2 separate regions of the Homo sapiens genome follow, and region 1 is linked to region 2. A link is a loop called in an ENCODE intact Hi-C map of the cell type or tissue named here. Cell type or tissue: HepG2. All regions are shown on one strand. Links, peaks and the distances in the headings refer to the core of each region. The heading gives the core; the rest is flanking DNA. Region 1 overlaps ABAT (4-aminobutyrate aminotransferase). Region 2 has its middle 14 kb from the start of ABAT.

Region 1 (12,521 bases), core at 3,437-7,436, 59 kb after region 2:
GGCACCCTGGCGGAGAGGACAGAGCCGGAGACAAGGACTGGCCTCAGGGAGTTTCCAGTTCAAATAGGAACAGACCCGATCACACGCGATACGCTCACCCTCAGACACATTGCTGCTGCCTGCATTTCCTCCGGGCTGCCATCCCCCTTCCCCTACCCTGGCCTCTGTCTGCCACGACTGCCCTTGTCTACCTGCCAAGCTCTAATTATCGTTAAACATCCCGTCACTGCTTCCCGGAAATCTTTAACTTCCACCCAAGAACAGCTAACACTATACGCCCTCCTCTACCTGCAGAAATCACTTGGACCCTCTGACATCACATGTCCAACCGACCTCTTTCTCCACATTTGCCCGTGAGCTGCACTTCATTTTGCAAGGACATAAAGAAGACTATTCACGCAACTACATGCAAAATGACTGGCTGGGATTCCTAAAACGCCAATGTCTTTTAAAAGGCAAAAGGGCTGAGAAATGGTTCCAGGTTAAAAGAGATTAAAGAGCCATGAGCCCAAATGCAATGTTTGATCCTAGGATGAAGCCTGGATCAGGGGAACAGAAAACACTTGTGGGCTGGGCTCAGTGGCTCATACCTGTAATCCCAGTGCTTTGGGAGTCCGAGGGAGGAGGATCACTTGAAGTCAAGAGTTAGAGACTAGCCTCAGGAATATAGGGAGACCCCATCTCTACAAAAAATAAATATAAAAATAAACTAACCAGACATAGTGGTGTGTGCCTGTGATCCCAGCTACTCAGGAGGCTGAGGCAAGAGGATCACCTGAGCCCAAGAGTTCGAGGCTGCAGTGAGCCATGAGCCATGATCATGCCACTGCACTCCAGCCTAGGTGATAGAGCGAGACCCTGTCTCTAAAAAAAAAAAAAAAAAAAAAAACAATTAAAGAAGTTTTAGGGATAAGTGGGAATATCTGAATATAGATTGTATGTTAGATAATAGTATTTATAGTATTTTTATGTCATGAATATGCCAATAATAAATAAATTAAAAAAAGATAATAGTATTTTATTAATGGTACCTTCATGAGAGTGACTTTGTATCTCAGATCATTTGTACTGAGGTTATGTAAGAGAACATTCTTGTTCTTAGAAGATACAGGCTGAAGGATTCAAGGATGAAATATCACAATGTCCACAACTAACTCAAATAATTCAGAAGACAGATAATAGAGTGGGCACGAGTGTGGCAAAATGTTAACAGTTTCGAGGATTACAAGCGGCTGTGGAACTATGTTCATAACTTTTATGTGGGTCTGAAGATTTTCCAGTGCCCAGGCTGGGCACTCTGCTTAGCTTTGCGCGTGGATTATCTCATTTCATCCTCAGAGCAGCTTGGGGATGGGAGAGCTCTATCACACCCATTTTCCAGTGGAGAAAACAGAGGCACAGCTAGTTGTAAGCCCAGGCCACATTATGCCCCCACCCCCTGTTTTGTGAAATTTAGTACTAAAGATACTACATGGCTGTGTGATGTCGGGCAAATCACTTAACCTCTCTGTGATCTGTTTCCTTTTTTCTTTTTTTTGCTACGAGTGGATAATTATAATATCAGAAGGTTGTTCTGATGGGTATTATGATATATAAAGAACTTAGAACAGGGTTTGGCCTAAAGTAAGCGCTGAGCAAGTGTCTGCTGTTGCTGCTGCTAATTGTATTTGTTGCTGCAGTCGTGATCCCAGCACCCTCACCTTGGCCAGTGATGGGGAAACCTGAAGGGTGTTTTTTCTTCTGTACCCAGGGCGTGCTTCATGGGTTTGTGATCTATATGGTCACACAGGGTCCCGTGTTCAGAAGATCCCCCCATGTCACTGACTTGCAATTCGTAACCATTTTCTCACAAGGGGCCTCGAATATTTATTTTATGCACTGGGTCCCACACATCATGTAGCCAGCCCTGTCTGCTCTCCCTTTTTATTGGATCCCGTTGAGAGCCTCTCCTAGACTAAACTACTTGTGCCTACGTCATTGCAGCAGACAGGCCCAGGCAGGCCGTGGCATTTCAGCAGGTCAGATTGTATGTTCCTGTGACCACACTCCAATTCTGATGCAATGCGTCAGCCCGCACAGGCCAGTACAGTAGCCGTTCATCACATCTGGTCATTGAGCATCTGAGACGTGGCTATTCTAAACTGTGATGTGCTGTGAGTGTGAAATTCACACCAGATTTTGAAGACTTAGCACACATCCGAAAAAGAAATGCAAAATATCTTATTAATAACTATATTGATGGCCGGGCACGGTAGCTCGCGTCTGTAATCCCAGCACTTTGGGAGGCCAAGGCGGGTGGATCACTTGAGGTCAGGAGTTTGAGACCAGCCTGACCAACATGGTGAAACTTTGTCTCTACTAAAAATACAAAAATTAGCCAGGAGTGATGGCACACACCTGTCATCCCAGCTACTCGGGAGGCTGAGGCAGGAGAATCGCTTGAACCTGGGAGGCGAAGGTTGCAGTGAGCCGAGATTGTGCCACTGCACTTCAGCCTGGGCAACAAGAGCAAAACTCCATCTCAAAAGTAATAATAATAACTATATTGATTATGTATCAAAATTATTACATTTTAGATACAATGGGTTAAATAAGATACATGAAAAAAATTGGTTTCAGCTGTTTTTGCTTTTTTCATATGGCTACCAGAAAATGTAAAATTACCTATGTGGTTTGCATTGAAAGCTTGTGTTATATTTCTTTTGGGCAGTACTGTCTTAGAGCATACTACCTGTGCCTTCATTGTGACTCCAAACCAAACCAGACCAGCAGGTGACAGTGCAGTGAATTGATTTCTAAGTTACATTAATACACACTGGCCCTGGTGCTGTAGCTTAGACCAGAGTCTCCCAATCAATCCATCAGGCACCTCTTTCTGTTCCTTCTTTTCTGTTCCTTTCTCTCTTAAGATAGTCCAAGACACTGATTTTTATACCCAGTGAGTTTGTCAAGTAGCCTAAAGATATTTTTGAGGCAACGTATTGGGTAAAAAGAAACTGAAGTTGGAATCAGAAGGACTAATTTAAGAATTAAATTAAAATCCCAAATCACCTCTTTTTTTTTTTCTTTTAGAGATGGGGTCTCGCTCTGTCACCCAGGCTGATCTCAATCTCCTGGGCTCAAGCGATCCTCTCACCTTGGCCTCCCAACATGCTGGGATTACACATCAGGTCCCAGGTCACCTCTTCTCCATGAGGTGAGCTTGGGCATGTTATTTCTCTGTGCAAGGAAACAGAACAGCACTAGCTTTAAAGCCTCACAGACCCGAGTTTGAAGACTGGCTCTGCCGTTGACAAGCTGTGTGACACAGGATAAGCCACAACCCTCTCTGAACCTCAGTCTCATCCTCAGTCTCATAGCGCTGATGATGCATACTGTGTAATACTGTTGCAAGAATGGAATAAGATGAAGCAGAACAAATGTCCAACCCAGCAACTGGCACATGGCAGGTGTGCGCTTAATCCCTGCATTCTTAGTGGGATCAGTATTCCCAAGAGAGTGAACATTTATGGGAAAGAAAAGAAATCTTACTCTTTATGAATAAAGTACAGATATAAAATACAATACATAAGCAGATGTACAATTTATCTGTGGAATTAAAATTTCATGGGGTATGTAGCTAATAAAGAATCTTTAGGGGAATGGCAATGAAAAAAAGTTTGAGAAACATTGCATTAATCTGACGGATGGGACTCAGAGGTTGCTTTTCAGTTCAGTTCCTGTAGTTGTCAGAGTATAGGGCTGAAACTCCATGATTGAATTCAACAAGTGTTTTTGAGCACCTACAATAGCCAGACACCGTTCTGGACCCTGGAAATGGAGGGCACCCTCCAGGTACATGCTTCCCAGAGCTGGTCTCTGAGGTCCCCTGAGCCAGCCCCTGCCTCTGGGAAGATGACCCCTAAATGGCAGCCTCAGTCAGGGGGCAGGGTTTTAGAGAACAACAGGAATAGAAGTATTTGCCTCCCAGGAGTAGATAAGACGGTGTATGTGAAACCTTGACACGATTGGCATTCATTCGTAAAATCAGAGCAGATACCTGCACACACAGGCATAAATGAAAGATACTTTGAATTACAGAAAAGTTAAGGTCTTTGCAAGTGCATGTAGGAATGCTGCCAGGCACACAGCGTGACTCCAGCCACCAACAAAGTGTTTCCAAGTCTGGAGCTGTGTGGTCCTTGAAGGAAATATAAATGTTTCACTTGTTATACGCTGTGATTTTTGCGTACTTAGCGGTTTCTGGAGTCCGTGAAAGTGGTTTGTTTTCTCTGAACGGGAAGTGCGTTTCCTCCAATCACACCGACCTGATTTGTTTGTTGCTTGTTGGGCCTCCCCACGGGAACACGAGATCCCACAGAACACAGCAGGACGTGTCCTTGTTTACTGAGGAATCTCTGGGGCTCGGCACAGGTGTGCAGAAAGCATTTATTGAACTGAACAAACAGATTTTACAAGCCGGACCTTCTGTGGCGTTGGCCCGGGTAGCTACTTCAGCATGGGTCCAAGCATCCTTTCTAAGCCAATTCCATTCTTTCACTCCTCCTCCCTTGTAGGATCAGAAATCCAAAGCTAGCTTATCCTTTTGCAGATGTTTCTTTCCATATTATTTCCTACCTCCAGAACAAAGGCTATCTGTGTCTCACATTCGGAGGCTTGGATGTGAAGCCCTGTCTGTTCATTTTTCTCTCCAGTTTTTTCACAGGCTGGGTAACTACCTGCCTGCTAGCAACGATGTGTTCGTTCTCCCTGGATTCCTGATTGAGGTGGGCAGAGAGGACTCTGAGACAGGAGCATGAGGATGAGGCAGATCAGCTTCTTTCTCATGAAATCTGGATGTTGAGGCTGGTAGCAGGACCACCGCATGTGCCAATAGTCTTTAGCAGCTCATCAGGCCATAGAAGAAGTGCCTTTACTAACTTCAAGTCCAGCCTGGGAAACGTAGTGAGACCTTGTCTCTCCCTGTCTAAAAAAAGAAGAAGAAAGAAGGAGGAGGAGGAGGAGAAGGAGAAGGAAAAAAAGAAGTTGTTCACAATTTTTGTTTACTCGTTTACTTATTTTTGAGATGGAGTTTCACTCTTGTCGCCAGGTTGGAGAGCAGTGGCACGACCTCTACTCACTGCAACATTCGGTTCTCAGGTTTAAGCAATTCTCCTGCCTCAGCCTCCCAAGTAGCTGGAACTACAGGCACCTGCCACCACGCCCAGCTGATTTCTGTATTTTTTTGTAGAGTTGGGACTTCACCATTTTAGCCAGGCTGGTCTCGAACTTTTGACCTCAGGTGATCTGCCTGCCTCGGCCTCCCAAAGTGCTAGGATTACAGGCGTGAGCCATCGCGCCCAGCCAAAATGCACAATTTTAAAGAGCTCTTTGGAAACAGAAAATGGCCTGCAACAGGCATCTCTTCCACATCCTATGTACTTTCTTCAATTGACCCTAAGCCAGTTGAGTGCCTCCTGACCCCACAAATAGATTTCATTCTTCCCATTTTACAGATGCAGAAACTAAGGCACTGATGAGTTCAGCAACTTGCCTAGGTAATATATATGGCCCAGCCACACTTTAGACCCAATTTCTGGCTCTTGTTACTTTCCCCACATCATTCTCAGTCTTTCTTAGGAATGGACATTTGCCTGTTTCCAAGAACAGTATTTCTGTCTCCCTATACAAGTCACTGATAATTTTATGATGCCCAAGAGGCAGGTGATAGGAAGTCATGCCTGCAGGGAGAGAGGGCTGGGGCCCATGCGGAGGGGAAAGTCAGAAGAGGCTGTTGCAGCTGAAGTCGGAGGAGAAAAGTGGATGTGAGATAAAGCCTCTGTCCCTGTGCCACTGCCCCTGAATGGGGCCCTGTTAACCCCATCTGCACAGGCCCACGGCTCCGGCTTTATGGGTTGCTATGGCAACCCCTGGCCTTGACAACTGAAGTGCACTTGGCTGAGTGTGTCTTTGTGTCCCTTTGAGTCTGCAGAGAAGCCAGCAGCTGGGGCTGCAGACGGGAAAGGAATGTCCTCAGCGTCTGCCAGCACTTTTGTCTTGGTCCCAACGGCTGATAGGAAAATGAGAGGCAGGGTCTTTTCTAGAGAGATCTGGGGGGTCCATTTCTAGCCGATGATGCATGCAAAGAGTTCGTGTTCACAGGACCTGGGAAGCAGCGGAGTAGAAAGGTGAGTCAGACGCCATCTTCATAGGCTGCTTGTTGAGCATTTACTGTTTATTCAATGATTGTTTGCAGGCAGGCACTGCTCTGGGGCTGGGGAAACAGTAAGGACTTCTGCCAGCCCACAAAATAGTTCCAATTGCTATTACTCCCATTTTACAGATCAGGAAACTGAGGCACAGAGACGTTACTTAATGTGCCTGAGGTTATACGGCGGGTCAGTGAGAGGCCAGGGATGTCTAGTCTGGGGGTAAGATCATTTTGAAGGATGCAAGATTGGGGAGATGCAGGGAAGAAGCAGTTTCATATCCAGCACCTCACACTCTGCCTCCACAGGCTTTTTTCTCCCTGTATCCATGGGATGTTTGACCTCCAGTTCCAGGGATTTGAGGATCATGAAGTCCTGTGGTCATATGCAGGGCCCACCGTCCACTCTTTATGGTAATTAACAGTAGTTCTCAGCCTCCGAGCCTCCAGAGCTTCCCCCGGTGCCCAGGTCACACCTGTGAGACTCAGACCTACTTAGTCTGGGTGGGGCTTTGACACAAGTGTAAGCTTCTGGTGAGCGAGCGTCAGGTGCAGCCAACGCTAGAAATTTCTGGCTTTTGAGCTCTAAGACCTTGAACAAGCCTTTTAGGCTTCTGAACCGGTTTTATAACGCCAGCCAATCCTGCAGATTACCGAAAGGATCTATGGAAGGTCTATTGCATGTGGTAGGTGAACAGTAAGTAAATAAATGGGAGCTGGTACTTTTACTATGATTATTCTTTCTCCAGAGCAAATTGGAAGAGTTTGTTTCCACTTTCACCTGAATTCCTCTCACTTTTACTGATTTAAACATTGAACTCGGCCTCTTAGCTCATCTCGCCCCTCCCCGCAATGCACCAGACACACGAAGGAAGCAGAGAGAGCTAATTTGCATTTTAATCAAAAGAAAAAGGACGAGGAGAGGTGGGTGGGACTGAAGAGCTCACTATCTGGCTAGACCAGGGTTTTGACTTGTTTTGACTGAGACACACAGTAAGGAATAGAACTTACTTCAGGCCCACTGCACAGCTGAAACAAAAATTACCAGCATTTGCTATGTACCCTGACAATTCCTATTCTGTTTGATTTACTGATGGATTTAAATTTCTCTTTCAGTTCTGATCATGTCAAGGAAAAGGTCCCCATGTGATGCCAGCCTGCCTTTAACACCTGTCTGCTCTCTGCCAGTCTCTAGGGAAAGGAGGGGGCCAGGCCTGGGGCTATAGCCTTGGGCGGTCCACTCTGTCCGGCTTTTAATTGAATAACTTGCTTTGATTTTATTATGTTCTTTTCCTAGTTGCCTTCGTAGCAAATAAAACTTGACGGGGGAAGATAGCAATTAGGTTTTTTTATTTGTTATATTTTTCTTTGTAGAGACAGGGGTTTCACTATGTTAGCCAGGCTAGTCTCAAACGCCTGGCCTCAGCTGATCCATCTGCCTCGGCATCCCAAAATTCTGGGATTACAGGCATGAGCCACCACACCTGGCCAGAAGGTAGCAATTGGAAAGGATCCTAGGAAAATTACTTTTTTAAATTGAAAAAGCAAGTTGATTTCAAGAAAAATGTTAAGTCAACACAAGTCATATGAGACATAAGAGCTCAAAGGAAGGGTAGTATGCCAAGAACTGAGGTTCGGGAAATGCATGGGGGAGATTGGGGGTCTCAGAGACCAGGAGGGCCAACAACCAGCCTGCTGTAACTTCAGATTTTCAGATTTCTCCAACCTCCTTGGTCACAATTTCATGGCGTGCCAGTGCTCTGAAAGCACCTCCCTTCTAACCAGGAATCCTTCACCTGCTTCTTTCCCCAGATGCGCCCATCCAGGGTCTAGCGGATTGCAAAGGGCCTGGTAGAATCAAAGAGGGATATACTAATGCAACTTCGAGGTAGGAGCAAGGCTTGGGGAAAATGCTGTGGCAAATTCTCAGTAATATGGAACTCTTAGCACGCTTGTCAGGTGTTTCTTAGAGTCCGAACGGGCCTTAGAAACAATGTGATCCAGCCAGGCAAGGTGGCTCATGCCTGTAATTCCAGCACTCTGGGAGGCCGAGGGATCACTTGAGGTCAGGAGTTCAAGACCAGCCTAGCCAACATGGTGAAACCCTGTCTCTACAAAACATACAAAAATTAGCCAGGTGTGGTGGCGTGCCCCTGTAATCCCAGCTGCTCAGGAAGCTGAGGCAGGAGAATCACTTGAATCCGGGAGGCAGAGGTTACAGTGAGCCAAGATCACACCAGTGCACTCCAGCCTGGGTGACAGAGTAAGATCGTGTCTCTCAAAAAAATAAAGAGAGGAAGCCGAGAGGCTATTTAGGATATCATTGCCTTCATCCAGGAGAAGGATGATGGCAAGTTGGACCAGAGCATGTTGGAGACTTGTGCACCAGCAGGGATATACTGGAACCCTGGGCACCCAGCTCCCTTCTATCATCATTGGTGCTTCAGGCTTCTGTACCAAGAAAGAGAGCCTTCCCTTGTGGCAGCCTGCATCTGGGGTTTCCAGTGCAAGCCTGCAGGGAAAGTCTGCCTATCTGTGGGGCCTCTTTCCTTGGCAACTCCAGAAATCTCCAGGGATCTCAGACCATAGGGCTCTAGAATCAATGACTACATCTTCAGCAGCAAGTATAAGACAGGAGCAAGTCAGAGACAGAGTAAATGCAAATGACTTGTGTGCCTATGATTGTCCAGGATGTGTTCATCCATTATCCCTAATTCCCAGCGCAACCCTGCAGTGAGAGAGGCATCACTATCTCCAATCTACAAATCAGGAAACTGAGGCTCAGAGCATTTTTGTAAGTTTCACCCTGTTGTACAAGTACCTAAGATAGGGCAGTGGTTTGGATCCAAGCTTTTTATATATATATATATATATTTTTTTTTTTTTTTTTTTTTTTTTTTTTTTGAGACGGAGTCTTGCTCTGTCGCCCAGGCTGGAGTGCAGTGGCATGATCTAGGCTCACTGCAACCCCCACCTCCCGGGTTCAAGCAATTATCCTGTGTCAGCCTCCCCAGTAGCTGGGATTACAGGTGCACGCCACCATGCATGGCTAATTTTTATATTTTTAGTAGAGACAGGATTTCACCATTTTGGCCAGGCTGGTCTTGAACTCCTGACCTCAGGTGATCCATCCACCTCAGCCTCCCAAAGTGCTGGGATTCCAAGTGTGAGCCACTGCGCCCAGCCCCAAGCTTTATATTCTAAAACCCAGGCTCAAATACCACCTCCATGCACAACCCACATATCTTAATTATCTATTATGGTGCACATAACAGACATCACTAATCTATCACATTTTTTCCCCTGAAAACCTAAAAGAGTGCTTCCTGCTAACAGGTCAAAAAATAATGAAAAATAAAAAATAAGTAAAGCTAAAAGAGGCCGTAAAATCTTTTTGTTCGCTGCTCCAAATAGGCAATACTCATTGGCCAGCACTGGCACGTGTTGTAACATTTATTTGCCATTTCAATACTGCACAGAAAATTAGCTTCTCTCAGCTAGGCATGGTGGTTCACACCTGTAATCCCAGCACTTTGGGAGGCCAAGGTGGGAGGACTGCTTGAGCCCAGGAGTTCAAGATCAGCCTGGGCAACATGGTGAAACCCCATCTCTCCAAAAAAGAAATACAAAGATTAGCCAGGTGTGGTGGCATGTGCTTATAGTCCCAGCTACTCGGTAGGCTGAGATGGGAGGATCACTTGAGCCTGGGAGCCAGAGGTTGCTGAGATGGCACCACTCCACTCCAGCTTGGGCAATAGAGCCAGACCTTGTCTCAGGAAAAAAAAAAAAAACAAAAAAAAAAAAAAAAAAAAAAACAATGGCAATCTTGGGGTCACACAGCCTGTAGCAGGTGGAAATTGAAGAATAAGTCTGTGTGATCAGAGTGTGTCATTACTCTACACACACTTCTTTGGTCCTCTCCCTTCCCATCTACAAAAGACAGCCAACTCCAATATCTCTTTTTTCTTTTTTTTTTTTTTGAGATGGAGTCTCACTCTGTTGCCCAGGCTGGAGTGCAGTGGCGCCATCTCGGCTCACCGCAACCTCCGCCTCCCGGGTCCAAGCGATTCTCCCGCCTCAGCCTCCAAAGTAGCTGGGATTACAGGCGCCTGCCACCACGCCCGGCTAATTTTGTATTTTTAGTAAAGACGGGGTTTCTCCATGTTGGTCGGGCTGGTCTCGAATTCCTGACCTCAGGTGATCTACCCGTCTCGGCCTCCCAAAGTGCTACGATTATAGGCGTGAGCCAGCGCGCCTGGCTTTTTCATTTTTATTAAGATAAACATAACATTAACCTTTTTAAGTGAAAACTCAGACCCTTTTAGAACATCCACAATGCTGTGCAGCCACCACCGCTATCTAATTCCAGATTTTTTTCATCACCCCGGAGACCCCCGTACCCATTAAGCAGTCATCTCTCATTCCTCCCAGGCCCCTGCCAACCCCTGATTTATTTTCTGTCTTTGTAGATTCACCTACTCTTGAAGGTTCCTATAAATGGATTCGTAGACTATGGGGCATTTTACCTCTGCATTCATTCATATAGCATAAAAAATATTTTGAGATTTATCCATGTTGTAGCATGTGTCAGAACTTCATTCCTTTTTATGACTGAATAATATTTCGTTGTAAGGATAGACCATGTTTTGTTTATTCATTCATCCACTGATCGACATCTGGGCTTTTTCTACCTTTCGGCGCTTGTGAATAGTGCTGCTATGTGTATTTGTTTGAGTCTCTGTTTTCAGTTCTTTGGGTTGATGCAAAGGTCATTTCCTTTTGCACCAACCTAGTACTTAGGGGTGGAATTGCTGGGTCATGTAGTAGTAATTCTATGCTTAACTTTTTGAGGAACTTGTAATTCTTAAAAGGCCATGCCAACTCTAGGACTGAGGGTTTAAGAGCTAATCCCTGCCTTCTTACTCCTCATCAACTCCCACCCCAGTGGGTGCCCTCCAACACACCTGCCTCGAGAACCCCCTCCCCAGCTCAGTGACCCCAGCATCTCATTGACATGCTGAGTGCATGCTCCCTGCCCCTCCCTGGGAGCCTGCCTAAACACAGACCCTTCTATTCTTTCTAATTTTTTTTGTACCCATTAACTATCCACCTCCCATTCAACCCGCCACTACCCTTCCCAGCCTCTGGTAACCATCCTTCTACTCTCTATGCCCGTGACTTCAATTGATTTGATTTTTAGATCCCACAAATAAGTGAGAACACATGCCACTTGTCTTTGTGTGCCTGGCTTATTTCACTTAACATGATGATCTCCAGTTCCATCCACGTTGTTGCAAATGACTAGATCTTTTTTTTTTTTTTTTGAGATGGAGTCTCGATCTGTTGCCCAGGCTGGAGTGCAGTGGCGCCATCTCGGCTCACTGCAACCTCTGCCTCCCGGGTTCAAGCGATTCTCCTGCCTCAGCCTCCCTAGTAACTGGGACTACAGGCATGGGTCACCACACCCAGATGATTTTTGTTTTTTGTAGAGATGGGGTTTAGCCATGTTCGCCAGGCTGGCCTCATGGGATCCACCTGCCTCAGCCTCCCAAAGTGCTGGGATTACAGGTGTGAGCCACTGCGCTGAATAGTACTCCATTGCGTGTATGAACCACATTTTCTTTATCCATTCATCTGTTATTGGACACTCAGGTTGCTTCCAAATCTTAGCTATTGTAAGCAATGCTGCAACAAACATAGGAGTGCAGATATCTCTTCGATATACTGAGTTCCTTCCTTTTGTGTATTTACCCAGCAGTGGGATTCCTGGATCATATGGTAGCTCAATTTTTAGTTTTTTGAGGAACCTCCAACTGTTCTCCATAGTGGTTGTACTAGTTTACATTCCCACTAACAATGTACAAGGGTTCCCTTTGCTCCACATCCTCTCCAGCATTTGTTATTGCCTGTCTTTTGGATATAAGCCATGTTAACTGGGGTGAGATGACAGCTCTTTGTAGTTTTGATTTGCCTTCTCTGATGATCAGTGATGTCAAGCACCTTTTCATGTGCTTGCTTGCCATTTGTATGTCTTCTTTTGAGAAATATCTATTCAAATCTTTTGTCCATTTTTTGATCGAATTATGAGATTTTTTTCTATAGAGTTGTTTGACCTCCTTTTTATATTCTGGTTATTAATCCCTTGTGAGAGGAGTAGTTTGTAAATATTTTCTCTTGTTCTGTGGGTTGCCTCTTCGCTTTGTTGGTTGTATCCTTTGCTGGAGGACAGACCCTTCTGGATGCAACTAGAGCAGCTGGGCTCCCTCCTCCCTTTGAGAGGGTCTCCAGAGGGCCCTATCAATCAAGATCAGCCTAGAAATTGTTGCTCGAGTTG
Region 2 (16,650 bases), core at 6,960-10,959:
GGAGACTCCGTCTCAAAAAAAAAAAAAAAAAAAAAAAAAAGTGAGATGTAGTGTGTGCCCTTGCCCTTGCTTGCTGTGAAACCCTCATGTGTGGCCAGGTGCAGTGGCTCACACCTGTAATCCCAGCACTTTGGGAGGCCGAGGTAGGAGGATCACTTGAGCCAGGAGTTTGAGACCAGCCTGGGCAACATAGTGAGACCCATTCTCATGTTATTTAAAACAAATAATTATTTTAAAAAAAAAATTTTTTTAATTTTAGACTCATCTAAACTAAGGGAGCTGGGAGTAGGTGGCCATACCTTGGCCCTATGTGAGTGACTGTGATGGAAATATCAGTAGGTAACCAAGCTTATGGGTCTGTGCATCAGTGATCCACACACAACACACATCTTGGCTGTCGGCTGCAGCAGCCATGTGTCCCCTGAATGGGGAAGGGCAAAAGGAGCTATGGCTATGTGCCTGGGAGGTGGTCTTCCCAACGGGATGATGATGCTGTGTTTCCTGTCTGAGCCTTCTAGATGCTAAGTAAATGTGCTCTTAGATTAAAGCCTGTTGCATCTCAGGTGACTGCCAGTTCAAACCCACTTCTGCTGCTCAACCAATGCATGCGCCGGGCAAACGGTGGTGCTGCTGATATTGGAAGCAGGCAGTGGATCCCAGCTTCAACCAGGGAGGCCTTCCAGACTGTGCTGTTTCTTACATGGCAGTGTGGTACAGTGGCCCCAAGCAGGTGTCAGCAGGAATTTGCTTTTCTAACACTAGTTACTGATAAACAGACTGATGAATCACTCTGACAGTTTTGTGAATTTTAACCCTCTGTTAAAATCACAAGGGACAACGCTAAGTTTTAATATCTAAACTGGAATTTTAGGGGGCAAGATCAGCCCCTTAGATTGAAAGAGACCTATGGAGTTGGGTGATGTCAGGTGCCTCGGAGTCTTGGGGACAGCACCGATCTCTGTCCCCACATGGGCACACACTCTTGTCAGGCCTATCTGGCATTCAGTGATGACTTCTGTGTTGACAGGAAAATATTGATGGGATGAATGGAAAGGGTATAAAACATGGAAGAAGAAACTATTCTTTCATCAGTGATTAAAGGCAGCGGAAATAAAGCCAAGTAAAGTTCAGTGTACAAATTAATAAGGCAATCAGTCTCTATTGATTACTAGATGCCTGGTTGAAGTGGATCTTGAATTGGTTTCCCATGGGAAGGATTTGGAGATTTTAAGTGGCTGAGTGGTAATGATTAAAATCCAACTTTATTCTAAAGCTACCATACATAGTAAAGCCTTAATTAACTAAGACTCAGTTAGTTAAACCTGCTTCCCCATCATTTCCAAGGCTCAAGCTACTGAAACGTTTCAGTAGGACCAGGACTTAGAGACAGGAACACTGGGACCATCTCCTATATCTAAACACCTGGGTAGTGAGAACCCAGGAAGAAGGATGATATCAGGGAAGAATTTTGTGGAAAGCCTGACTTCAGAACCAAGCTCAATGTGGGAAGCTGAAATTGCAGTGACCCATGAGTACACCACTGCACTCCAGACTGGGTGTCAGAGCAAGACCCCATCTCAAAAAAAGAAAAAACAGGCTCAAGCAAAATGGGAGATCTCAGAGGATCGAGATGGTGATAGCCAACTGTCCTAAACATTTTAGATACATTAGCTCAGTAAATATCCCTCCACTCACGTGAGGCCCCACTTCATAGATGGGTAAACTAAGGAGGGAGTAGGCAAGGGGGCCAGGTAACTCTCCCAAGGTCACATAAGTTGTGAGGGATAGAGCCAGGCTTTGAACCTGAGAAGTTTGGCTTTATAGTCTAAGAATTTATCCCCCAGGCTCTTCACCACTCCTGGTAATTTGCTCATCATCACATAACTTATAAATGGCAGCTCTAAGGTATGTGTTTATAGGTGGAAAGTTACATACCACATGGTTAACCTTGATTAACCCCAGGGCATGGAATTGGGGGAATGGAATTGATGAGACTTTGCCCTTTATGTTATATACATGTATTTTGTTTTTACAAACATGGGTTATTTTTGTGTCTTTTTTACTAAAAATAAAGTTAAAAGAAATTAAGTACATGTGCACACATGCACGCATGCATACACACACAGCCAAAATGCTACTCTCTAACAAGAGCTGTATTTGAAAACAGATAGATCAAGCCAAGCTTTTGGGAAATAAAATTTATTTTAGCCCAAAGGTTCTAGAAAGACTCAGAGAAAAGTTCAGAGGGCAAATCATCCCTTGGGTGGGTCTGGGGCTACAAGACCCTGGGCTTGGTGCTCCTCCAACTGAGCCTCAGAATGCATAGAATGAGACTATGCCAGGCTCATCTGAACTCCATGTTGTCTGGTTCCCCAGTGGGAAATTTGTCATGTCCAGACCCAGGGGAGTGTGGCCGTGATCTGTACTAAAGGCTGAAGTTCCACCATAAGTTTTATCCATGTTTCTAGCCCATTACATTTTTACAGAGAACGCTAATGGACATAGCAGCAAACTGAAGGTGGACATAAATCCAGCCACCATGTGGGAAGGGAAAAAAGGGAGTAACTCAAACCTGCTGGGCCTCTTCCCAATAGTTAGAAGACTCTAAAATAAGCCAAGCCCTGTGTGGGGCATTGGGGAAAGGAACTGTATTATCTATTTGCTGCATGACAAAATACCCCAAAACTTAGAAGCTTAAGACAACAAACATTTATTATCTTACAGTACCTGTGGGTCATAAATCTGGGCTTAGTTTAACTGGGTGCCTCTGTCTTAAGACCTCTGCTAAGGCTACAAGGAGTTCAGCTGTGGTCTCATCTGAAGGTTCAACTAAGAGTGGATCCACATTGAGGCTCCCTCTTGTGGTTGGTGGCAGGATTCAGTTCCTCACCTGCTATGGGTCTAAGGGCCTCAGTTCCTCACTGGCTGCTGACCACAGACTTCTCTCATTTCTCTGCCATGTGGGCCTCTCTAGGGGGCCTCTGATAAAGCCAGGACATGACAGCAGCTTTCTCAGAGCAAGCATACAAGAATAGAGAGAGTTTACTGGGAGGTAACCTAATCTGAGAAGTGACACTCCGTCACTTTTGTCACATTCAGTTCTTCAGAAGTGAGTCACTAAGTCCAGCCCACACTCAAGGGGAGGGGATTACACAGAGTGGGAATACCCAAAGGTGGGATCACTGGGGACCATCTCAGAGGCTGCCCACAAGAGAGATGCAAAGGACACATCCTTGCCCTGAAGAGGCACTGAATCTGGAAGGAAGTGGGCAAGCCCGCCAGCATTGTGATGCAGAGATCGTGTTCTCATACCCACAGCTGATGTCCATTGAGCACCAACTTCCATCCAGGTGCTCTTCTAAACAAAGCCGTTCAATCTATTATCCACCTAAATGTGCAAACTAAGATTTATTTCTGAGGCATTTGGGGGATTCAGGAAGAGGAGAGGGCTGAGGGTGATGCCTAGCTTTCTGGCTTGGAGGACTGTGTCTTCTGACAAGACATAGTTCTTGAAGACTCACCACCATGCCCTCCACCAAGGTAAATTCTCCTGATGACCACATCTTTGCTCTAACACAGTGTTCTCCAAAGTATGGCGAGTTAGGATACCAGTGGTATGTGGCAGGTTTTTGTTGTTGTTGTTTTAGAGACAGGTCTCGCCATGTTGCCCACTGGAGTGCAGTGGCTATTCACAGGCATGAGCATAGTGCACCACGGCCTCGAACTGCTTGGGCTCAAACAGTCTTTCTACCTCAGCCTCCCAAGGAGCTAGGACTACAGGTGTGCACCACTGTTCCTGGCGCAGAGAGGTTTTAAGAGAAAAGCATTTTGAAGTTTATCCTATTGACATGTATGTAGCAGGATGCCACTTCCAGGGATTAGTCCTTTCCTCCACCCCCACTTCCTAAATGATTTTATTTGTACCCTGAGGGCCTTTTCCCCACTTCCCCCACAGACCTGCGTGAGTAGACCTCAGGCACCAACTGCACAACTAACTATTGGAGAAGCAAAGATTAAGCTCCAGCACAGCCACTAGGCAAAACCTGGGACACAGGGATTCTAATGTGAACTTGCAGAGTAAGATTCTCTGCTTCTGAGAAAACAGCTGTGTGGGCTGTGAAGATGGGAGAGGAGGTTTGAGACTCCAGTTACCTCAGCAGGAGAGCAGCCAGTCCCTGTCACTCCACCTTCATCTGCAGTGAGTGATGTTCCAGCAGTGCTGGCCTGGGCTGGGCTGTGCCCTGCGGCTCCAATGCCCTCCTGACAACCCAGGAAGCTGTCTTACTCCATTTTGTGCTGCTATAACAGAACACCACAGACTGGGTAACGTAATTAACAGAAATGTATTGGCTCACAGTTCTGAGGCTGGGAGGTCCAAGAGCTAAAGGCCAGCATCTGGCAAGGGCCTTCTTGCTGCATGATAGCACAGCAGAAGGCGCCACATGGTAGAACAGTAAAGAGAGGATGAGAACGAGAGAGAAGTAAACATGGGTCAAACTCGTCCTTTTATAAGGAACCCACTCCCGAGAAGACAAACCCACTCTGGTGATAACAGGATTAATCCACAGAGTCCTCTTGCCCTAATCACCTCTTAAAAGTCCCACCTCTTGATACTGTTACAATAGGAATACACTTCATCATGAGTTGTTTGGGAGGGAACAGACATCTAAACCACAGCTGAGCCCTTCTTACAGCAAGATAAGAGAGGAAGATGCCACTTCAGGGAGGATCGATGTCATTACAAGACCTCACAAAACCTGTTTGAAGTCACCCTCCAAGCTAGTCCAGTTGTTGAACCACACCATCATGCCCTGTTTTGTGTATTCTGGGAGAAAAATGTATCTTGCATTTGAAAACCAGGGACATGAAGGATATTATTCTCGGTTGAGGCTAAGTTAATAATTTGTGCGTAGTTAAATACAATATTAAGTAATAATGTAAGTGGGAAGCAGGAATAGCAAATGTCACAAAGATGGTGATCTTGGGGGCTGAAGTTTGCAAAACACCAACAATAGCTTTGCCTGTGGTTTCAGCCTTTGTCCTGTCCCTCTTTAACTAAAGGCAGGAAGACTTGTCCCCCATAAAACCAGGTTCCTTTTCGTCTACTATATGGAGTTCAAAACAATTTCAGTCAGTCCTGAGAAACTGAAGACAAAGGATGTTTTCCACCTTTTTGAAACTATAGTGGGTTGAATGGTGGCCCTAAACAAGCTATGTCCACGTTCTAAACCCCAGAACCTATGAATGGGAAACTTGGAAACATTTGAGAAAGGGGTCTTTGCAGATCTAATTAAGTTAAGGGTCTTGACAGTCGTCCTGGATTTAGGGCGGGTCCTAAATCTAATGACTGGTGTCCTTCTTTTTTCTTTTCTTTTCTTTCTTTTTTTTTTGAGACAAGGTTTCTCTCTGTCACCCAGGCTGGAGTTCAGTGGTGTGATCATAGCTCAGTGCAGCCTCAACCTCCTGGACTCAAGCTATCCTCCCATCTCAGTCTCCTGAGTAGCTGGGATACAGGCGTGTGACGCCATGCCTGGCTAATTTTGTCTGTTTTTAGCAGAGACGGGGTTTCACCATGTTGCCCAGGCTGGTCTCAAACTCCCGAGTTCAAGCAATCCTCCCACCTTGGCCTCCCAAAGTGCTGGGATTATAGGCATGAGCCACCGTGCTCTGCCCCTGATGTCTTTATAAGAGAAAGGAGAGGGAGATTTGAGAACCACAGTGAAGATGGCCTATGAAGGCAGAGATCAGAGTGATGCTGCCACATGAAGGAGCACCCGGGATCACCAGAAACTGGAAGAGGCAAGGAAGAACCCTCCCCTTGAGCCTTTGGAGGCGTGAGTCCCTGCTGACACCTTGATTGCGGACTTCTGGTTTACAGAACTGAAATAATCCATTTCCACTGTTTTAATCCCCCAGTTTGTGGTCATTTGTTACCAAAGCAAACTCATCCAGAACCCAAGGGATATAGGCTCAGAAATGTGCACCTCATGGTAAAGAAACACTACAAGCCACTGCAAAGCTGAAGGAGACAGGGAATGGGGAGGAAGTCCCCAGGCTCAATCTCAAAGATCTTGGCTGAAGCCCGGTTGCTCCTCGGCTCCAGAAGAGCTAGGTGGACATGGTATGCCTCATATCCTCAGGTGAATACTTGGCATCGGTCAGAAGGATATCCTGAGATGCTGTGAGGGATCTTTGAAAATATTTACTCTCCAGCATGTAAATATACCGAAAGATCTTCCTGCTATTAACATATCTCCGTCTTTGGGAGGGCGGGGACTTGGCTTTTCAGTCCAGATTTGACCAGAGTGCACGTCAAGGCTCTACTGTAGACACCCACTCTGGGAGGTCATTGCACAAAGCCCAAATCCCTTTGCAGGGCCCACAAGGCCCTCCAAGGCCTGGCCCCTGCCTCCCTTCCCAGCCCCATCTCATCCACCATATTGAATCCTCCCCACTCCGAGAATGCACCACTCTCTTGGCCATGTGCCTTAATGCAACCCCTCCTCACCCTCTCAAACCACCCACCCAGCCCCTCTCCCCTGCCCCTTCTTCCACAAAGCCTTCCCCAGTGTCCACAGCCCATTTAAAACTTGGTGTGATAATCAGCCAGGCACGCTGGCTCACACCTGTAATCCCAGCACTTTGGGAGGCCAAGGTGGGCAGATAACTTGAGGTCAGGAGTTCGAGACCAGCCTGGCCAACATGGTGAAACCCCATCTGTACTAAAAATACAAAAATTAGTTGGGCACAGTGGTGTGCCCCTGTAGTCCCAGCTACTTGTGAGGCTAAGAAGGGAGAATTGCTTGAACCTGGGAGGCAGAGGTTGCAGTGAGCCAAGATTGCGCCTCTGTACTCTAGCCTGGGCAACAGAATGAGGAAAAAAAAAAAAAACGAACAAAAAAAACTTGGTATGATAATCATCCATCCTTCACCAGATCATGAGTCCTGGAATGACAGAGCTGGCATCATATGAATTGCCCAGCCTGACCCTCCCAGCCATTCTGCAAATATCTACCAAGGAGTGTCCACATGCTGGATATTTATGAGGTATTGGGAGGCAGCAGGGAGCCAGGCATTACACCTGTCTGACCTCACGAAGCCTACATTCTAGAGGAGGCAACCTGCAATAAACAAATAAATGCAAAATATAATGTCAGGTAGTGTAAAGAACCACAGTCCAAAAGCTACAAGTGAGGCAAAAAGGTGACTGCATGCTAGAGCCATCAGGACAGTGCAGCACTTGTGTATACAATTGATTAAATTGATTAGGGCGCAAGGACTTCGCTTTTTTTTTTTCCAGACAGCGTCTTACCTTGTTACCCAGGCTGGAGTGCAGTGGCGCAGTCTTGGCTCACTGCAGCCTCGACCTCCTGGGCTCAAGCGATCCTCCCACCTCAGCCCCACCAAGTAGCTGGGATTACAGGCACAAGTCACCATACCCAGCTAATTTTTTGTATTTCTTGTAGAGACGGGGTCTCACTATGTTGCCCAGGCTGGTCTCAAACTCCTGAGCACAAGCCATCCTCCCACCTCAGCCTCACAAAATGCTAGGATTATAAGTGTGAGCCACCACATCTGGCCACATTTTTCATTTCTGTTGAACTGAAATCATGTGATGCTTTTCTCTTCTGTCTAGTAGGAAAATCACCCCAAAGGGTACAGTGATTTTTGCCCTGTAGGACATTAACTGACTTTATGTGTAACATGGCCTGTTTTTGTTTTTGTTTTTGTTTTTTTGTTTGTTTGTTTTGAGATGGAGTCTCACTCTGTTGCCCAGGCTGGAGTGCAGTGGTGTGATCTCAGCTCACTGCAGCCTCCGCCCTCTGGATTCAAGCAATTCTCGTGCCTCAGCCTCCCAAGCTGGAACTACAAGCGCACACCACCACACCTGGCTAATTTTTGTATTTTTTTTTAGTAGAGATGGGGGTTTCACCATGTTGGCCAGGCTGGTCTCGAACTCCTGACCTCAAGTGATCCGCCTGCTTCGGCCTCCCAAAGTGCTGGGATTACAGGTGTGACCCACTGCGCCCAGCATAATATGGCAATTTTATCTCCTCATTTTTCCTACTTCCTAGAAGAATCCCTGTTTTTCGAATTCTCATTGGAGCCAGCTTTGTCATTGTGCCTAGGCCCTCATTAGTAAAGTAAATAAGACTTTTAATACATACTCACTACTGACTTTAAGATAATTATGTTTTAATGGTTTGAGAATTATAGCCTTGGCAGTGTTGGTAAGTACTAGAAAGAACAATAGAGCCATCGGGGGCTGGAAGAGTGTGAATGAGGGCGGTCGCTGCTTCAGGTGGGGAGATTGGGCCGGCAAGTGGGCAAGTCTTGGAGGAGGAGGAGGAGGAGGAGGAGGAGGAGGAGGAGGAGGAGGAGGAGGGGGAGGAGGGGGAGGAGGGGGAGGAGGAAGAGGAGGAGGAGGAGGAAGAGGAGGAGGAGGAGGAGGAGGAGGAGGAGCTGTGCTGAGTGGGTGAGCGGATGAGTGAACGGAAACCCAGAGCTACCAGGGATCCGGACTCTGGCCCGACCAGTGGGGAAGACAGGTGATGAGTTTGGTCTTGGCTTCAAGTCTCCCAAAGGGTCTGGATGTCATGTTCTCCTCCCCCAGGTTCCGCGGCTTGAGGGAAGCAGGGCCGTCAGGCACCTTGCGTCCCTGCTGGCCCCTGGCAGGATTCTCACCACAAGGTGGTGCCCCAGCCTCATGAATCCAGGGCCAGACGTGCCAGAAAGGAATCCAAGGTAATCATCAGTCCTGGCAGCCATGCCAACGTGTGGGTCTACAGTGACTCTCGGGGGACCCTAACTAACCTGCTATACATTGTACAGCAGCACGTGAGTTCTGAGAGCCGCCAGTACCCAGCTAGCCCCAAACCCGAATTCAGATAAAACCCGCCTTTATTAAGAACTTACCGTTGGCCGGGCGCGGTGGCTCACACCTGTAATCCCAGCACTTTGGGAGGCCAAGGCGGGCAGATCACGAGGTCAGGAGATCGAGACCATCCTGGCTAAAATGGTGAAACCCCGTCTCTACTAAAAACACAAAATATTAGCCGGGCGTGGTGGCGGGCGCCTGTAGTCCCAGCTACTGCGGAGGCTGAGGAGGAGAATGGCGTGAACCCAGGAGGCTGAGCTTGCAGTGAGCCGAGATTGAGCCACTGCACTCCAGCCTGGGCGACACAGCGAGACTCCGTCTCAAAAAAAAAAAAAAAAGAACTTAAAATTGATCTCATTTATCTGCCCAACAACTTTGTACTCATATTATTTTATTCTATTTTATTTTATCACTATTATTATTATATTTTTGTAGAGACAGGGTCTCACTATATTGACCAGGATGATTTCGAACTCCCGGCCTCAAGCAATCCTCCCACTTTGGCCTCTCAAAATGCTGGAATTACAGGCATGAGCCACTGTGCCCAGCCTCCTGTACCCATTTTAGGGACACGTAAGCTAAGGCTCGAATCTTTACAGAGGCTGTCTGAGGTCACAGGACTCAGAAGTAGCAAGAATGGGCTTGGCATGGTGGCTCACGCCTATAATCCCAATACTTTGAGAGACAGAGGTGGGAAGATCACTTGAGTCCAGGAGTTCAAGACCAGCCTGGACAACATACCAAGACTGTCTCTACCAAAAGAAAAACAATCAGCTGGGTGCAGTGGCACGTGTCCGTAGTCCCAGCTACTCAGGAGGCCAAGGCAAGAGAATTGTTTGAGCCCAGGAGTTTGAGGTTACAGTGAACTGTGACTGCACCACTGCACTCCCGCCTGGGCAATAGAGCGAGACTCTGTCTCTAAAAATAAAAATAGCAAAGAAGTAACAAGAGGTGGGATCTAACACCGGTTCTGTCTTTCCATTGGAAACCCAGAGCTCTTTCCATGACCCCTGCCCAGGGTGAATATTGTTTGTCTGAAGGAATCCAGGAGCCTTGTGGATTGGAGCTTATGCTGTGCCATTGTCTTTGGATGGATTGAAGGGTTTGACATGCCAGGGCTGGGACATGATGACAGTCTTATTCTGCCTGCCTCAGGCTTCAGGAAACAACTGCTGTTAGAGCCATGTGGGAGCGTTTCTTGGGGGTGTTTCTTTGGAGCGTTTCTTCTAGACCAGGAAGGTGACAACCTTCACAGTGGGATGCATGGACTGGTGGTGGAGTTTCCAGCTTCAGAGCTCACCAAGAAAGAGCATGAAGCTGATGGTTTGGGTCCTGGAGACAGGGACAAAAGGAACAGAGCCTTCCCCCAGCACCCCTTTCCACTGGAGGTTCCTCAGAGGCAATAAAGCTTGATGGTTAGAACATGGCACCTGGCATCTGAACTCAAACCAGCCCGAACACTCACCTCTCTGAGCCTCAGAATCCTGGTCTGTAAAATGCGCACACTACTAGTACTTACTTCTCAAAGTTGGACTTGGTAATGTCTGTCAAGCACCTAACATATAACAGGGCAAGGAAGAAAAGCTCAAGCAATGGTAGCCATCACCAGGCGTGGTGGCTCACACCTGTAACCCCAGCACTTTGGGAGGCTGAAGCGGGTGGATCACCTGAGGTCAGGAGTTCGAGACCAGCCTGGCCAACATGGTGAAACCCCGTCTCTACTAAAAATACAAAAATTAGCCGGGCATGATGGCAGGCGCCTATAATCAGCTACTTGGGAGGCTGAGGTAGGAGAATCACTTGAACCCGGGAGGCAGAGGTTACAGTGAGCCAAGATTGCACCACTGCACTCCAGCCTGGGTGACAAGAGCAAAACTCCGTCTCAAAAAAAAAAAAAAAAAAAGGTAGCCAAGCCATCATCATCATCATCTCCCTATTATTATTAATCTCTGTTGCATTTCTATTAACTGTGTGTCTTGGGAGAATGGAAATTCCCCAAGTAGGCGTCCTGCTCAACAGTTAATGATGGTAAAACAGTCTCACTTGCCTAACCACTTCGCCTAAGTGTTACTTGACTGACAGGGTGGGTTATTTTGGGGAGAAAAAAAATCAGTCAAGCTCTCGAGTGCACCGTCCCTGAAAGGTTTCTATGACAACACATACCTGGATGTTCCAGTGGGAGGGTCACCTGGGGAAGAGTTCAGAGCTAAAATCAAGAGGGGGCCCCACCCAGGTGGGGGCCCCACCTGGAGGCTGGGGGAGGTCCTCCCACTCCTCCTATTTTTCTGCCTGTGTTTTCCCAGCCCTGACTCTGTATCCCTTTTAAACCTCTTCACAGCCCTGTGGGGTAAGTACTATTATTCTTACATCCATTTTACAGATGAAGCAACTGAGGCTTGGAGAAATTAAAGCTTGCCCAAGGTCAGTCTGCTGATCACATCTTGGATCATCTTAGACCTTTCTGGGTTTCATTTGTCAGACTAGAGGAGTTACACTAGAGTGAGGTTTCTCAGTCTCAGCACTGCCAACGTGTTGGGCTCAGTAATCCCATGTCATAGGAGACTGTCCTATGCATTGTAGAGCATTCAGCAGTCCCCTCGGCCTCTACCCACCGGATGCCAGGAGCACCTCCCTGTCTCCCACCCCCGACCACAGTCATGACAACCAAAACTGTCTCCAGCTGTGGCTAGATGGCCCCAGTTAATAACCACTGGGCTAGGCAATGATCTTTCCTCTTTCCTTACACTTGTGCATTCTAAGTTTTTTAATTTTTTTTTTTTTTTTAGATGGAGTCTCGCTCTGTTTCCCAGGCTGAAGTGCAATGGCGTGATGTCGGCTCACTGCATCCTCCGGCTCCTGGACTCAAGCGATTCTCCTGCCTCAGGCTCCCAAGTAAGTGGAACCACAGACATTTTCTATTTCTTTGCAAGCATTTTCTATTTCTTTGCAAGTTCACCTGTCTGTTCACCTGTGACACCATGCCCAGCTAATTTTTGTATTTTTAGTAGAGACAGGGTTTCACCATGTTGGCCAGGCTGGTCTCGAACTCCTGACCTCAGGTGATCCACCTGCCCCAGCCTCCCAAAGTGTTGGGATTACAGTGTGAGCCACCACGCCCAGCCTACATTTTATTTATGTATTTTTTTTTTGAGATGGGGTCTTGCTCTGCCACCCAGCCTGGAGTGCAGTGATGCTATCACGGCTCACTACAGCCTCAGCCTCTCAGGCTCAAGCAGTGCTCCCACCTTGGCCTCCTGAGTAGCTAGGACCTAGGCACATACCACCACACCAGGCTAATTTATTTATTTTTTGTATTTTTGTAAAGATGGGGTCTCCTTATGTTGCCTGGGCTGGTATCAAACTCCTGGGCTCAAGTGATCTTCCCACCTCAGCCTTCCAAAGTGCTGGGATGACAGGCATGAGCCACCACGTCTAGCCCACTCTAAAGCTCTTTCCCAGGACCCATCTCAAGTGATCCATGTGTGTTCATGTGACATTGAGGTCTTTCATGCAAAGATCCTTATCCAGGGCCCTAGAGCAGCCCGCACCTGAGCCAGGTGCTCAGGAAATCAGAATGAAAATCATCTCACCTGCTTGGTTGTCTGGCACGTCTCACTGTATCACCCTGCTTTAAAGGCACAGAAACTGAGGGTCCCTGGGGAGGAGGGACTCACTAGGGATCCCACAGTCTGTGAGCGAGAAAGCTGGGTGGGAGCCCTGATGGGCCTGACTCTAGGGCAGGAGTTTCCACGGTATCCTCTAAGGAGTTTGAGACCAGCCTGGGCAACATGGTGAAACCCCGTATCTACTAAAAATACAAAAAAAGTAATAATAATAAACAGGCATAGTGGTGCACATCTGTAGACCTAGCTGCTCAAGAGTCTGAAGTGGGAGAATCACTTGAGTTAAGGAGATCGAGGCTGCAGTGAGCCAAGACCGCACTGCAGCCTGGGTGATGAGAGTGAGACGCTCTCTCAAAACAAAATAAAACAAAAATAGCTGAGGCTGAGAGAGACAAATGCCTGAGAAGGAACGGTGGGTCTGACCTTGAACCCTGGTGACTCCAAGTCAGGAGCTGCCTCTGGGACCCAGCATACAGCCTGGCACCTTCCAGGCAAAGCCCCTCCCTCTGCTGCCTCTGAATTCAGCAGGAGACTGAGCGTTTGCATACACTTCGTGTCTGAAAACTTCCAGGATTCCCAAGATTCATTTCACAAAGACTTTTCTCGTAGGACAGGTATTTGAAACATCTGGTTAACAAGTACCCAGCTTGAAGAAAGCCTGGATCTTCACAGCACGCTCAGTTTGTAGAAGAGAAAAACCCTACTCTGGGCTCTAATTTGCTTCAGCTCCATTAAACACATCCTGAGCCCTGCTGTGTGCCAGACGCTGTGCTGAATACCTGGCACCAGAAGACCAATCGGGCCCAGGGCTTCTCCCCAAGGAGCTTCCTGGCCAGGCGGAGACACCCCTGGAATAGACCATTTAGGAGCCTGAGGCCTGCATGTAGCATTTAGTCAGCAGTTAAGTGTGGAAGTATAAGTGAGTAAATGGATGAATACCTGAGGGTGCGAATGAGCTACAGAATTAATGACTGAATGAATTAATGAAGTTGACAAATGCTATTACAGAAGTGAGCACAGACTATGATAGCCCAGCAGAGAGGCATTTAGAACCTTAGCTGTGGCCACAGGTGATGGTGCAGGAGGAAAAGCCAATATCTGTGCAGCATTTTCCATTTCTTTGCAAGTTCACCTGCCTCTATCATCTGAGACTCACCCTGAGGGTGTTCTTTGGTTGCCTGAGAGTCTGCTCAACCTGAAAGGGACAGGTGGCCAGAAGTGCTGGGGAGTTGACATCCTGAGCAAGCAGTTCTTGGCCAATGACGGGGAGTAGTTGGTGTATAAATACCCCAGCTTCCTTGCTCCACGGTGGGATAATCCTAAAGTGACTGTTCTGTGCCGGCTCCCAGTGTTCCCCAATGGAACGGAGCTGCAGTCACCCACAGTGATTATTTGCTAGATAACCCACACCTTATTATCGACCCACCAATATCTCCTGGAATCATCCTGAGATCACCTCCCAAATAAAGCACTCAAATCTTTGTCTCAGAATCTATTTCTAGGAGAACCCAAACTACAAGAGTGATGATTATGAAAACATTTATGGTCATAGCTAATATTTGCTGAGTGCTTACTACATGCCAGCCACTGCCTGCTACGTGCTCTAAGGCACTTCTCCCACTTAACACTCATGAAATCTCTGAGATGCAGACATTATGATCATCATCCCATTTTACAGATGGGACTGAGGCTCAGAAGTGAAGTCATCTATGTAAAGTCATGTAATTCTTTATCGTCACAGCCAGAATATGAGCCCAACTCTCTTTAACTCCAGAGTTTGAGGATATAACCATTCTGCCATGCTGTCTCCTGATTTTCTTTTCTTTCTTTCTTTCTTTCTTTTTTTTTTTTTTTCTTTGAGATGGAGTTTTGTTCTTGTTGCCCAGGCTGTAGTGCAATGGTACCATCTCGGCTCACTGCAACCTCCGCCTCTCGTATTCAAATGATTCTCCTGCCTCAGCCTCCCTAGTAGCTAGGATTACAGGCACCTGCCACCATGCCCAGCTAATTTTTTTGTTTTTTGTATTTTTAGTAGAGACAGGGTTTCACTATGTTAGCCAGGCTGGTCTCGAACTCCTGACCTCAGTTGATCTACCCACCTCAGCCCCCAAAAGTGCTGGGATTACAGGCCTGAGCCACCGCGCCCGGCTCTGTCTCCTGATTTTCATCTTCCATTGTCTGTAGGGAGGAGAGATGAGGACGAGAGGGAGAAAGGATGCCTGGGCTTGCTTTCTCAGTGGGGAAGAGTTCAATCTCAGTTCAGGTTTTCTTTTAACAAAATTTTTATGTTAATAAAATTAATAAAGTTGTTTTATTTATTTATTTTAAATTTTTATTTTCTTTATTATTTTGTTATTTTATTTTAAGTTCTGGGATACATGTGCAGAATGTGCAGGTTTGTTACATAGGTATACATGTGCCATAGTGGTTTGCTGCACCTATCAACTCGTCATCTAAGTCTTAAGCCCCGCGTGCATTAGGTATTTGTCCTAATGATCTCCCTCCCCTTGCCCCCCAATCCCCTGACAAGCCCCTGTGTGTGATGTTCCCCTCCCTGTGTCCATGTGTTCTCACAGCTCAACTCCCACTTATGAGTGAGAACACGTGGTGTTTGGCTTTGTGTTCCTGTGTTAGTTTGCTGGGAATGATGGCTTCTAGCTTCATCCATGTCCCTGAAAAGGACATGATCTCATTCTTTTTTATGGCTGCATAGTATTCCATGGTGTATATGTGCCACATTTTTGGGGTTTTCTCCTCCTCTGTAAAGTTTCAGCACAGAGTTCCTGGACAGCGCCTCAGGGCCAAGAGCTCCCCAAGAGCTCCCCAAGAGCTCTCCAAGATGTCCTTCCTCAGCATCCTGCTGTCCTTTTCATGCAGTGAAATTGATACGTATTCCTAGAACTCCTACTGCATGCCAAGCACTGTCAGAAGTCAAGTCATCAAAGAACTCAGAAAAGAAGTACATGTTTAGCTATTTTTTCCATCAGTCTCGATGAGGGAGCTACACTCCAACTGATCCCTGGAGATACCACAGCCATGTATTGTCAAGAAGAATTGGGGTAAATAGGCAGGGTATCTCTAGCCACAGGAGGAAGGGACCCAGGATGTACTAAGCTCCTTCTATATTCTTGGAACTACATACACATTAACTCAGGCAGGGTTTCTCAAGCTCGGCACCACTGACATGTTGAGCATGAGAATTGTCTGTTGTTCACTTTCTGCCTTTAGGAAGTCCTGCAGAGCATGGGGGTGGCAGTATGACCCAGCTCCCCTGTCATTTCACTACATCTTGAGCCAGAAGGGGGACTGCACTGCCGTGCATCCTTTGGGCTGGCAATGCTGGCGGTCCCAGTCATCACAATGGCAGCAGAACAAAGCCCTGACATGTGTGTGACGTGTCAGATGCAGCAGCTGCCTGTTGGGCCTGGCTCACTTTCTCATGCTTTCCCCATATTACCTGAGATGTTCAGAGGAGGAAAGCTGGAGGCAGCCCTTGGGTCTTCTAGGAGCCTAGCACGAGGGCCAAAATGCATGAGAACAAGCACAAGATAATCCCATAGAAGCCTTCCTCTTAGCATTCAGGCCTCAGATTAAATGTCACAGCCTTGTGGACAACTCCCTGAGCATCATGGCTGGTGTACCCACCCTGATCCCAGGAACATCATCTTATTTTGCATTTCCCTAAAGCACTTATTATCAGAAATTAGCTTCTTAGGCTGGGCACAGTAGATCATACCTGCATTCCCAGCACTTTGGGAGGCCAAGGTGGGAAGATCACTTGAGACCAGGATTTCGAGACCAGCCTGGCCAATATGGCAAAACCCCATTTCTACTTAACATACAAAAACTAGCTGGGTATGGTGGTACACGTCTGTAATCCCAGCTTCTCGGGAGGCTGAGACACAAGAATCGCTTGAACCGGGGAGGCAGAGGTTGCAGTGAGCCAAGATAGCGCCACTGCACTCCAGCCTGGGTGACAGAGCAAGACTCCGTCTCAAAAAGAAAGAAAAAAAAGAACGAATGAAAGAGAGAGAGAGAAAAAAAGAAAGAGAGAAAAAAATGAGAGAGAGAGAAAGAAAAGAAAGAAAGACAGAAAGAAAAAAAGAAAAGAGAAGAGAAAGGAAAAGAAAAAAAAAAAAAAAAGAAAAG

The links. Hi-C counts contacts between places; a loop is a spot of excess contacts. Peaks named below come from ENCODE experiments on the same cell type or tissue, not always from the same donor. Only the 100,000 strongest peaks of a DNase experiment are listed, where the experiment ranks them.
Region 1: a loop joins it to region 2, with 3 times the contacts of the local background. A loop is called at or near these places in 7 of 110 quality-filtered maps.

The regions. Positions count from the first base shown.
Region 1 is chr16:8,714,768-8,727,288 of GRCh38, forward strand. The region is part of intron 1 of ABAT (4-aminobutyrate aminotransferase); the gene reads left to right. Among named protein-coding and RNA genes, the nearest start is that of ABAT, 46 kb to the left of the region's middle. RefSeq lists an enhancer at 5,336-5,836 and a silencer at 12,398-12,521. In HepG2, for the core only: no CTCF peak of the experiment used is centred there; a DNase peak (open chromatin) is centred at 5,894.
Region 2 is chr16:8,652,445-8,669,094 of GRCh38, forward strand. It overlaps a transcript of METTL22 not described here. Among named protein-coding and RNA genes, the nearest start is that of ABAT, 14 kb to the right of the region's middle. In HepG2, for the core only: a CTCF peak has its summit at 8,704 (motif pointing right); a DNase peak (open chromatin) is centred at 8,707.